Regions from separate parts of the Homo sapiens genome. Here region 2 is linked to region 1. A link is an interaction called in ENCODE POLR2A ChIA-PET data of the cell type or tissue named here. Cell type or tissue: GM12878. All regions are shown on one strand. Each heading gives the region's core, and the rest is flanking DNA. Links, peaks and the distances in the headings are about the cores only.

Region 1 (5,387 bases), core at 180-5,179:
AGGGTGGCTTCATCCCTTAGAACAACTTTTGTGTTGTTTTCAGACCTAGAGTGGGGCTGTGAAACTCCCAAGTCTTGGGTTATAGGGGACCAATATGGGAGATTCCCTGAGGATGTTAGCATTCCCAGAATAGGAGGGAAGGTGAGATAAATGTGCCTTTTTTTTTCCTTTTTTTTTTTTTTTAAAGAAAAAGCCTCATTCTGTCGCCCAGGCTGGAGTGCAGTGGCGTGATCTCGGCTCACTGCAGCCTCCGCCTCCCAGGTTCAAGCGATCATCCCACCCGAACCTCCCAAGAAACTGAGATTACCGGCATGCACCACCACACCTGCCTGGCTAATTTTTGTATTTTTAGTAGAGATGGGGGTTTGCCATGTTGGCCAGGCTGGTCTCAAACTCCTGGCCTCAAGTGATCCGCCTGCCTTGGCCTTCCAAAGTGTTGGGATTACAGGTGTGAGCCACCACACCTGGCCTATTCTTGCAATTCTGGAAGATTTAGGGGGCTGGCAGGAGACAAGACTGAGATTGTTTAGGCCATCCTGTTGCTGACACAATCCTGGCACTTAAGCGGGAATGCAGTGGCCTAAGTGTAAGGCAACATATCTCTCATACCATTTCACCAAAACAAAACAAAAAACACTTCTGAGTGAATGTCTGGCCATCTTATTAGCATCTTATTAATCTGTTTTGACATTATCCTAAAAATATGCTTTTCCTCAAAAAAAAAAAAGTCGTACAACACTGTGAATGTATTAAATGCCATTAAATTGTACACTTCAGAATGGTTAACTTTATGTTATATAAATTTTGCCCCAATTTTTAAAAATGAAAAAAAGAGTATATGACAAGAAAGATAACTACAGGATTACCAAAGCCATTATATTTTCCCTCATTTGTATGTACATGACACACTGGTTCTATAATGTTTCCCAAGAATAGATCTTGAATCCTAAGACTGCTGTGATGGGACTCTGAGAGAAGAGATTATAATGTCAGAATACTTAGCTCCTAGGATGTGATTAAGCTTATTTTGTTCATCACTAAAGTGGTATCATAGCATTCTTTCTACCATATTAAAGTAAATGAATCCTAATTAACATCTGTAATAGCTCAGTGGGCCTCTTTGTCTTTTAAGTGAAAACTACTGAGCCCTTTTTTTTTTTTTTTTTTTTTTAGATCATGTCATAGAAACATTGGTGGCACAATCCAAGTGGTGACGAATCAATTAATGCATGGAATAAAAAAAGAGCTGAAAAGACAGTAGTAAACATAGGGCTAATTTATGAATTGTATTTTTAATGAAATTACCTTTTATTAGGAAACTCTAAGAGGTCTATTTCTCTCCTTTTGAATTTGGGCTTGCCTTGTGACCAGCAGAATATGGCAGAAATGTCACTGTGACAGTCCTAGGTTCAGCCCTTAAGAGAGTCCTGGAAGCTCCTGTTGTTTCTATCTTAGAATTCATTTAAGAAGCCTGGTTGGGACGGGCACGGTGGCTCACACCTGTAATCCCAGCACTTTGGGAGGCTGAGGTGGGCAAATCACCTGAGGTCAGGAGTTCCAGACCAGCCTGGCCAACATGGTGAAACCCCATCTCTACCAAAAATACAAAAATTAGCCGGGCATGATGGCATGTGCCTGTAATCCCAGCTACTTGGGAGGCTGAGGGAGGAGAATCGCTTGAACCTGGAAGGCAGGGGTTGCAGTGACCTGAGACTGCACCATTGCACTCCAGCCTCGGCGACAGAGCCATGATACTCTGTGACATTTACAAAAGAAGGAATATCCTTGAAATTTAAGAAAAAATAAAAACCAAAAACAAAGAAAAAGAAAAAAAAAGAAATTTGAGCAAGGTAAGCTTAGGATAAGCAGAGGACAGTGTGACTTGACACATCAGCTTAGAGACCCAGTTTTCTATAGTCCTCTCTTAACTCCTATCATCTGAGAGCCCTACTCTCTTTTACTGATTCTCTCACCATTTCTCAGGCCTTTGTCCCTGTTCTCTTGCTCCCTTCCATTCCCCTTTCTTCATCTACTAAAATGATACACCTCATGAGAACATACACAAATGACCAATAGGCACATGAAAAGATGCAACATCATTAGTCATTAGGGAAATACAAATCGAAACCACAATGAGATACCACTTCACACCCACTTGCATGACCAAAATAGAAAAGACAGACATTAACACATGTTGGCTTAGATGTAAAGAAATTGGAACCCTCATCCATTGCTGGTGGAAATGTAAAATAATAACTGCTTTGAAAAAGTCTGCTAATTCTTCAAGTGGTTAAACATAGTATATACCCAACATTAATAAAAACATGTCTGTCCATGCAAAAATCTGAATGTTCATAGCAGCATTATTCATAATAGCCCAAAAGTAGAAACAACCTAAATTTCCATCAACTGATGAATGAAAAACTAAAATATACTTCTATAAAATAGAATATCTGGCCATAAATAGGAATGTAGTACTGATGAGTGCTACAATGTGGATGAATCTTGAAAATATGCAAAGTGAAAGATGTCAGACACATACTGTACAATTCTATTTATATGAAATACCAGAATAGGCAAATTTACAGACATATAAAGAATATGTGTTGCCAGGAGCTGAGTGAAGGGGAGAATGGGGAGTGAACACAGGTATGGGGTTTCTTTTGTGGCTGATGAAGATGTTCTAACATTTATTGTGGAATGGTTGCACAACTCTGTGAATATATGCATAGCAATTGAATTGTTTGCTTTAAATGGTGCATTTGATATGTATACGTTAATAATATCTCAATAAAGCCATTTAAAAAAATTCTATGAGGTCAGGCACGGTGGCTCACACTATAATCCCAGCACTTTGGGAGGCTGAGATGGGTGGATTGGCTTGAGCTGAGGAGCTCATGACCAGCCTGGGCAGCATGGAGAAACCCCTTCTCTACAGAAAAATATAAAAATTGGCCAGGTGTGGTAGCAAGTGCCTGTGGTCCCAGCTACTCCAGAGGCTGAGGTGGGAGAATTGCTTAAGCCCAGGAGGCAGAGGCTGCAGTGAGCTGAGATTGCACCATTGCACTCCAATCTGAGCAGTGGAAGTGAAACCCTGTCTCGAATAAATTTTTTAAAAAATTCTATTAATACTTTAAGGGCAAGTTTAAATGTGATCTTCTCCCTATTTCTCACCTCACCCAGTTAACATTAATAATTTCCTCTGTGCTGTCAAACCAGTTGTTATTACAGTCTGTTAGTTATATATTACCTATATTAGAACCCAGGCTAGTAAAAAACTTACTCAAATTTCTTTACATCCCCCTTCACAAGGAGGAATTCGATACAGTTCATTACACAGGGTAGGTACCTAACACGTCTTTACTACAGAAATATTTACATTTACCCATTAAAATGTCACAAACAGTTAATGGTTAGGCTAGGATTCACCTCTTCAAATGACAACATGAAAGGATTGGGAAGCTCTGATGGCAGAAGAGAAGACGCTAGATAAACTCTGCATTTGACCCAGAAAACATGTCAAATCCTATGATCTTGTCTAAAGTTCAACAATGCCCTGTAGCTATATATTCTAGTGCTCCTAAGTTTTACAACCTTTCCTTCCTTTAGAAATATTCACGATGTGAATGCTGAGGCATAAATAAATAAAAGAAATATTCACTTGAGCAAATAATCCACAAGAATCCTTTAAGAAGTAGTCTCTGCAGAGATTAGGGGAGACTAAAGAGACATAACTAAATGCAATGTGGTATCCTGGATTGGACAGTGGAACAGAAAAAGGGTATTAGTGGAAAAATTCACGAAATCCAAATGAAGCCTGGAGTTTAGTTAACAGTATTATTCCAATGTTAATTTCTTAGTTTTGATGAATGTACCATGGTTATGTGAAACGTTAACATTTGGAGAAACTGGGTGAAGGGTAAACAGGAATTCTACACTGTCTTTGGAACTCTTCCGCAAATCCAAAGTTATTTCAAAATACTGTTGTGACTCTACTGTGAATTAAGGCAAAGAAGGATATATTAATCTAAAGTATTTTCATATTCATCCATTCAACAAACTATTTTGTGCCTGCTATGAACATAACATTCTGGGATGACTCTGGGAACAAAACAAAGATTCCTGCCACCATGGTGCTTATAGTTCAGTAGGGAAAACAGGCAATAAACAATAAACATAATAAATAAGTTACACGGTATGAGAGAGGGTGATATGGAAAAACATGACAGTAAAGAGCATTGAGGGATCAGCACTGGGAAGCAGGTGGAGAATCACAATTTTAAAAATAGTCATCTGGAAAGGACTCACTGACACAGGGCATTTAGGCAGACATGAAGGAGGTGAGACAGTGAGCCAAAAGATCCTTGGGGGGAAGAGCTTTCCAGGCAACCAGAACAGCTAAAGCAAAGATCATAAGACAGGAGCATGCTCAGATTGTCTGGAAAAGAGCAAGACAAAAGCAATATAATGAGTGAAGAGGAGAGAAAGCTCCAGAGGTTACGGGCGGCCAGATCATATGAGGGATCTGGCTTTTCCTCTGAACAAATGGGAAGTCACTGGAGACTTTCAAACAGAGGAATGCTGCGCTTTGAAAGAATCACTCCAGGCTGGGCGTGGTGGCTCATGCCTATAATCCCAGCACTTTGGGAGGCCGAGGCGGGCGGATCATGAGGTCAGGAGTTCGAGACCAGCCTGGCCAACATGGTGAAACCCTGTCTCTACTAAAAATACAAAAATTAGCTAGGCATGGTGGCCCACACCTGTAATCCCAGCTACTCGGGAGGCTGAGGCAGGAGAACTGCTTGAACCCGGGAGGTGGAGGTTGCAGTGAGCTGAGATCATGCCACTACACTCTAGCCTGCGTGACAGAGCAAGACTCCATTTGGGGAAAAAAAAAAATCACTCTGACAGTTGTATTAATAATAGGCTTTATGCAACATCACCTATATGGTATTCTTGGAAAAAATGTTTAATGTGAATCTAATTATGAGGAAACAATCAGGTAATTCCACAACGTGGGATAGTCTGCAAGACAATATGCCTAGACTCTTTAAATTAAAAACAGTCAGTGTCATGAAAAACAAAAAAGGTGAGGGAGATTATTTTAGATTAACAAGGCCATAACAACCGAACATAATGAACAACCTTGACTGAAATCCTAAACAGGAGAATGTATTAATTTCCAATGGCTGCTGTAACAAATGACCTCAAACGATATGGCTTGAAACTTATTCTTTCACAGTTCTGGAGGCCAGAAGTCAGAAATCAGTATTACTGGTCTGAAATCAAGGTGTCAGCAAGGCCGAACTCCCTCCAGACGGTCTAGGGGAAAATTCATTTCTTGTTTCTTCCAAGTTCTGGTTGCTATGCGCATTCTTTGGCTTACA
Region 2 (5,387 bases), core at 256-5,255, 190 kb before region 1:
GGAATAATAAACGCAAATGTGCAAGCAATGCAGGAATTACAGTACTTAGGATACACCGTTCAGGTAAAAAAGTACCTAGAAGTTGCAGAGCTACTGAGTTAATGTAGCCAGACTTCCTCTGCTCTCAAAGTATAGGTCAAGAAGTAATCTGGGTAAGTTTTTTAGGAAGGGTAGCTACAAAATTCTTTTTTAAAATTTTTTATTACTTTTTAATTTTTCTTTGATAATCCTATTGCAATAAACAAAATTCTCAAAGAAAAATCGGAATTCCATAGTCTTTTTTTTTAAAGCAACCACCTGCTATTTTTGAACAACCAAGTGCATTCCGAAGGTTCTTTTGTCCAGTTTGTTGCTTGAACATGTCATTATGGATGGCCCTACCCAGGCCCAATAGCTCATGTATGGGTTACTTTTAACTACTACTACCTAAATTGCCCAAGTGAATTTTTCAACGTGAAAAAGGAAAGAAGGAAATACAAGAAGTAATTTATAATATATCAATTTGTATTACAAGAGATTGAATTACATCATGCTAGGAAAATATCTGCGGATTTTGTTTTGTTTTGTTTTTGTTTGTTTTTTTTGAGAAGGAGTTTTGCTCTTGTTGCCCAGGCTAGAGTGCAATGGCACGATCTTGGCTCACCACAACCTCCACCTCCCGGGTTCAAGCGATTCTCCTGCCTCAGCCTTCCGAGTAGCTGGGATTACAGGCATGAGCCTGCATGCCCGGCTAATTTTGTATTTTTAGTAGAGATGGGGTTTCTCCATAGTTGGTTAGGCTGGTCTCAAACTCCCGACCTCAGGTAATTCACCCACCTTGGCCTCCCAAAGTGCTAGGATTACAGGCGTGAGCCACCACACCCTGCCCTGAGTATTTTTTAATGACTACAATGCTATGTTGAACTCATAAGTAGTTTTCAAACATTTTGAAGTTGAAAGCTAACTACTTTCTTATAATGTATGTCTCGCTGTAGAATTATCCCTAACGCTTGAATTTTTATTCCTTTAGCAAACATTTAATGATCATCACTATGTGCCAGATAGTGAAATCATTTCAGAACTTGAGGGGCTCAAGCCTCTCTAATTCATTTCTATATAATTCTATTTTATTTGCTCCTTTTTCTTCCGTAGAATGTGTTGCCTTCTTTTGAGATTTATTGTCAGCCACTTTAGAATTTAATATTCTTGGAATGGAGGATAAATTATATATAAAGGATTGTAGAAGAGGACAAATCTTGCTTGATTATGAAGGACATTGCTAGCAATTTAGTCATGTTTGTAATGACAAACTAATGATTGTTTTTAAAATAAAGGCAGATACCCTCATCAGCGGCTGGTACCAACCACATGAAAACATGTTTGCCAAACCCAGGAAAGAGCTGATGATTATTATTAAGCATAGGGTTTGGTTCCTCTTTTTCTCACAACAAAACAAGTACAGTGTTTTAATAATTTGTTTAAATCTCTTTGAAGTTCAAATAGCAAGCCGTCAGAGCAAGGCAGATAAGTTTACACTCGAAGGTATAGCCTGGATTATGCCATCTAAGTTACCCCAATCCTCCAACAAGTGTCGACAGCTGCCAGAAAAAGTTATTTATTACTTAATCAAAATTAACTTTTCAAATTTCTGGACATAAAAGCTTAAAGAATTATCAAAAACTTATTCTTAGAGTATCCTGAACTTATAGAAATCTTGTTTTATAATAGTATCTTATGACATTTGAACAGCATGATTTTATTTATTTATTTATATTTATATATTTATTTATTTTTGAGACAGAGTTTTGCTCTTGTTGCCCAGGCTGGAGTGCAATGGCATGATCTTGGCTCACTGTAAGCTCTGCCTCCCAGGTCCAAGCGATTCTCCTGCCTCAGCCTCCCGAGTAGCTGGGACTACAGGCGCGCACCCCTAATTTTTGCGCCCTGCTAATTTTTGTGTTTTTAATAGAGACAGGGTTTCACCGTGTTGGCCAGGCTGGTCTCAAACTCCTGACCTCTGGTGATTCGCCCGCCTCGGCCTCCCAAAGTGCTGGGATTACAGGCATGAGCCACTGCACCCGGCCAGCATGCTTTTAAAAAATAAAATTACCAGTAACAAAAATAATTTTTCGTTAAGAAGAATATTGAAAAACTAGAATGAGTTCACAGTAGGGTAAATCAGGACAATGAGGAAGGATGGAAACCATAGCATAAAAGCAATAATAGAAGGAAGGCTGTGTTTCGATTGAGTAAGAGGGCAATCTTTGACTATCTGAAGGATTGTCCTTAGTAGAGGGATGGACTTGTTTTATCCTTTGGAACAAAATTAGTCTTGAAAATCAAAAGAATGATGCTAAACATGATAAAATTTCCCAGACATACAAATAGTCCAAGGATGGTTCAGGATACTTCCAAAGGCAGCTCCTCATCACTAAACAAACAGATAAAATCAAGATAATGCTTTTAAAAATTCATTCAATGAATTGCATTACTTACAATATGAAGCTAGCTAACCTCTCTGAACTCCTGTTGAATTTTATGAATCTTTGATTGCACGGAATAGACTAGTGATACCATCAATAATGTCTCAAGGTCATGAGGTGTTTACATCACTGTGGCCACAGAATAAAGTGTGAGAAATAAAAGAAAAAAAAAGTAAGTACCAGGGACTTAACCATGTATGGCAAGGGGATCAGATCTAATCTGGAGGTAAGAGAAGGCTTCTTTGAGGAAGTGACATTGAGATATTAGTAGGATTCGATGGAGAAGTGGGAGAGAGGGAAAGAGTGTTGAACCAGTGGCAACTTCAGGAACAACGGGTGTTAGAAAAAGACAAGACTAAGAGAAAAAAATGTGTCTTTGACTAAATAAAAGTCAGAATAAAAGATTGCAAATGAGTCCTGTTTGAGGGAAAAGATGGTATCAGGTGTTGGAGACAGAGATTTAAGCCCTGTGAATTTGGAAGTTACATCGGAGTTGGACGTAATTGCATGCCAAAAGCATACCTCAGAGATGAACCCCTATAATTAGGTTACAAATGGTTTAATCAATGTATGTTTCTTCTACCAAAATTTAGTTTTCTAAATGTCAATAAGAAGTTGATCCCCACCGCTATCCCCAGGCCAGGTGCAATGTCTCAGGCTTGTAATCTCAACACTTTGGGAGGCCAAGGAAGAGAATCGCTTGAGACCAGGGGTTTGAGGTTGCAGTGACCTATGATAGCACCACCACACTTCAGCCTGGGTGACAGAGCAAGACTCTGTTTCAAAAAAAAAAAAAAAAAAGAAAAAAAAAAGAAGAAGAAGAAGTGGAAGAAGAAGAAGGAGAAGGAGAAGAAGAAGAAAGAAAAAAAGAAGCTGATCCCCCAGACATAGAGTTCACTTCCTGGAAAACCCACTGTTCTAACTATTCAAGGCATCACTAAAGGCAAGCATGCTACATCATCAACAGATGATGAACAAGTGAATGAGTGGACACATAATAGTCAAAGAGACATGCTGCATTGCCATTTCTAAAAGCTTTGGTGATAAAATATTGAGGAATCTGGAAGAACTTACTTATTGATTTAATTTTTTTTAGTGACAACATCTCACCCTGTCACCCAGGCTGGACTGCAGTGGCACAATCATAGCTCACTGCAGCCTCTAATTCCTCGGCTCAAGTGGTCCTTCTGACTTAGCCTCCAGAATAGCTGGGACTAAAGGCATGCACCACCACACCCAGCTAATTATTATTATATTTTTTTGTAGAGATGGGATCTTGCTATGTTGCCCAGGCTGGTTTCCAACTCCTGGCCTCAAGCAACCCTCCCACCTCAGCCTCCCAAAGTCTTCGGATTACAAGTGTGAGCCACCATGCCTGGCCAGGAGAACTTAATATATTGCTGACAGTTAATTTAAAAACTTTCAGCCAGGCATGGTGGCTCACACCTGTAATCCCAGCACTTTGGGAGGCCAAGGCAGGCAGATCACTAGAGTTCAGGTGTTCAAGACCAGCCTGGGCAACATGACAAAATGCCATCTCTACAAAAAATCCAAAAATTATCTGGGTGTGGTGGCACATGCCTGTAGTCCCAGCTACTCAGGAGGCTGAGGTGAGAGGATGGTTTGAGCCCACGAGTGCAAGGCCAGCTTGGGCAACATGGCGACACCCTGTCTCAAAAATTAAATATTTATATCAAATAATGTTTTTAGCATGGAGTGAGGGAACTCAAAGGACTTGAAAGATTAATAAATTTAACTACATAAAAATATAAAATTTGTAAAATAGGAGAAAATACCATATAAAGACCAAAAAGTCAAACTATTAAAAAAAAAAAACAAAAACACTGCAAGATAAGGGGATAATTTCTTTGTTGTTGTTGTTGTTTGAGACAGAGTCTTGCTCTGTCGCCCAGGCTGGAGTACAGTGGTGTGACCTCGGCTCACTGCAGCCTCTGCCTCCCAGCCTCAAGTGACCCTTCCACCTCAGCCTCTGGAGTAGCTGGGACTACAGGTGTGTCCCACCATGCCAGGCTAATTTTTGTATATTTTGTAGAAACAGGTTTTCCCATGCTGACTAGGCTGGTCCTGAAATCCTGGGGCTCAAGCAATCCTCCTGCCTCGGCCTCCCAAATGCTGGGATTACAGTTGTGAGCCACCACACCAGACCCAATACTTTCTTAATATCAGTAAAGTAGAAGTGATAAAGTATCAGTGAAATTAGTTTACCCAAAAGAATGTAAATGGAAATAAACATGTAAGAAGATCTGGACTTTATTCATAATAGTTTTGGCCAGGCGCAGTGGCTCACACCTGTAATCCCAGCACTTTCGGAGGCTGAGGCAGGCAGATCACGAGGTCAAGAGATCGAGACTATCCTGGCCAACATGGTGAAACCCCGTCTCCACTAAAAATACAAAAATTAGCTGGGCGTGGTGGTACACGCCTGTAGTCCCAGCTACTTGGGAGGCTGAGGCAGGAGAATTGCTTGAACCCAGGAGGCAGAGGTTGTAGTGAGCTGAGATTACACCACTGCACTCCAGCCTGGAGACAGAGTAAGACTCTGTCTCAAAAAAAAAAAAAAAAAGAAGATGCTGAACTTTATTCATAATAGTTTTAGAATAATAAAATTGTTTCTAAACTTTGTAACTTAATGCATTATTATTGTTATTATTGGGTTTTTTTGAGATGGAGTCTTGCTCTGTCTCCCAGGCTGGAGTGCAGTGGCACCATCTCGGCTCACTGCAAGCTCCCCCTCCCGGGTTCCTCAGCCTCCCAAGTAGCCAGGACTACAGGTGCCCACCACCACGCCTGGCTAATTTTTGTATTTTGTTTAATAGAGACGGGTTTCACCATGTTAGCCAGGATGGTCTCAATCTCCTGACCTCATGATCCACCCACCTTGGCCTCCCAAAGTGCCGGGATTAT

What was found. Peaks named below come from ENCODE experiments on the same cell type or tissue, not always from the same donor. Only the 100,000 strongest peaks of a DNase experiment are listed, where the experiment ranks them.
Region 2: POLR2A ChIA-PET joins it to region 1 with 5 read pairs; 7 of 35 experiments call an interaction of 5 or more read pairs at or near these places.

What each region holds. Positions count from the first base shown.
Region 1 is chr12:31,522,893-31,528,279 of GRCh38, forward strand. The region is part of intron 1 of DENND5B (DENN domain containing 5B); the gene reads right to left. Among named protein-coding and RNA genes, the nearest start is that of DENND5B-AS1, 64 kb to the right of the region's middle. In GM12878, for the core only: no CTCF peak of the experiment used is centred there; a DNase peak (open chromatin) is centred at 2,089; H3K4me3 peaks cover 251 bases; H3K27ac peaks cover 1,498 bases.
Region 2 is chr12:31,330,039-31,335,425 of GRCh38, forward strand. No RefSeq gene overlaps it. Among named protein-coding and RNA genes, the nearest start is that of SINHCAF, 6.6 kb to the left of the region's middle. In GM12878, for the core only: no CTCF peak of the experiment used is centred there; no DNase peak of the experiment used is centred there.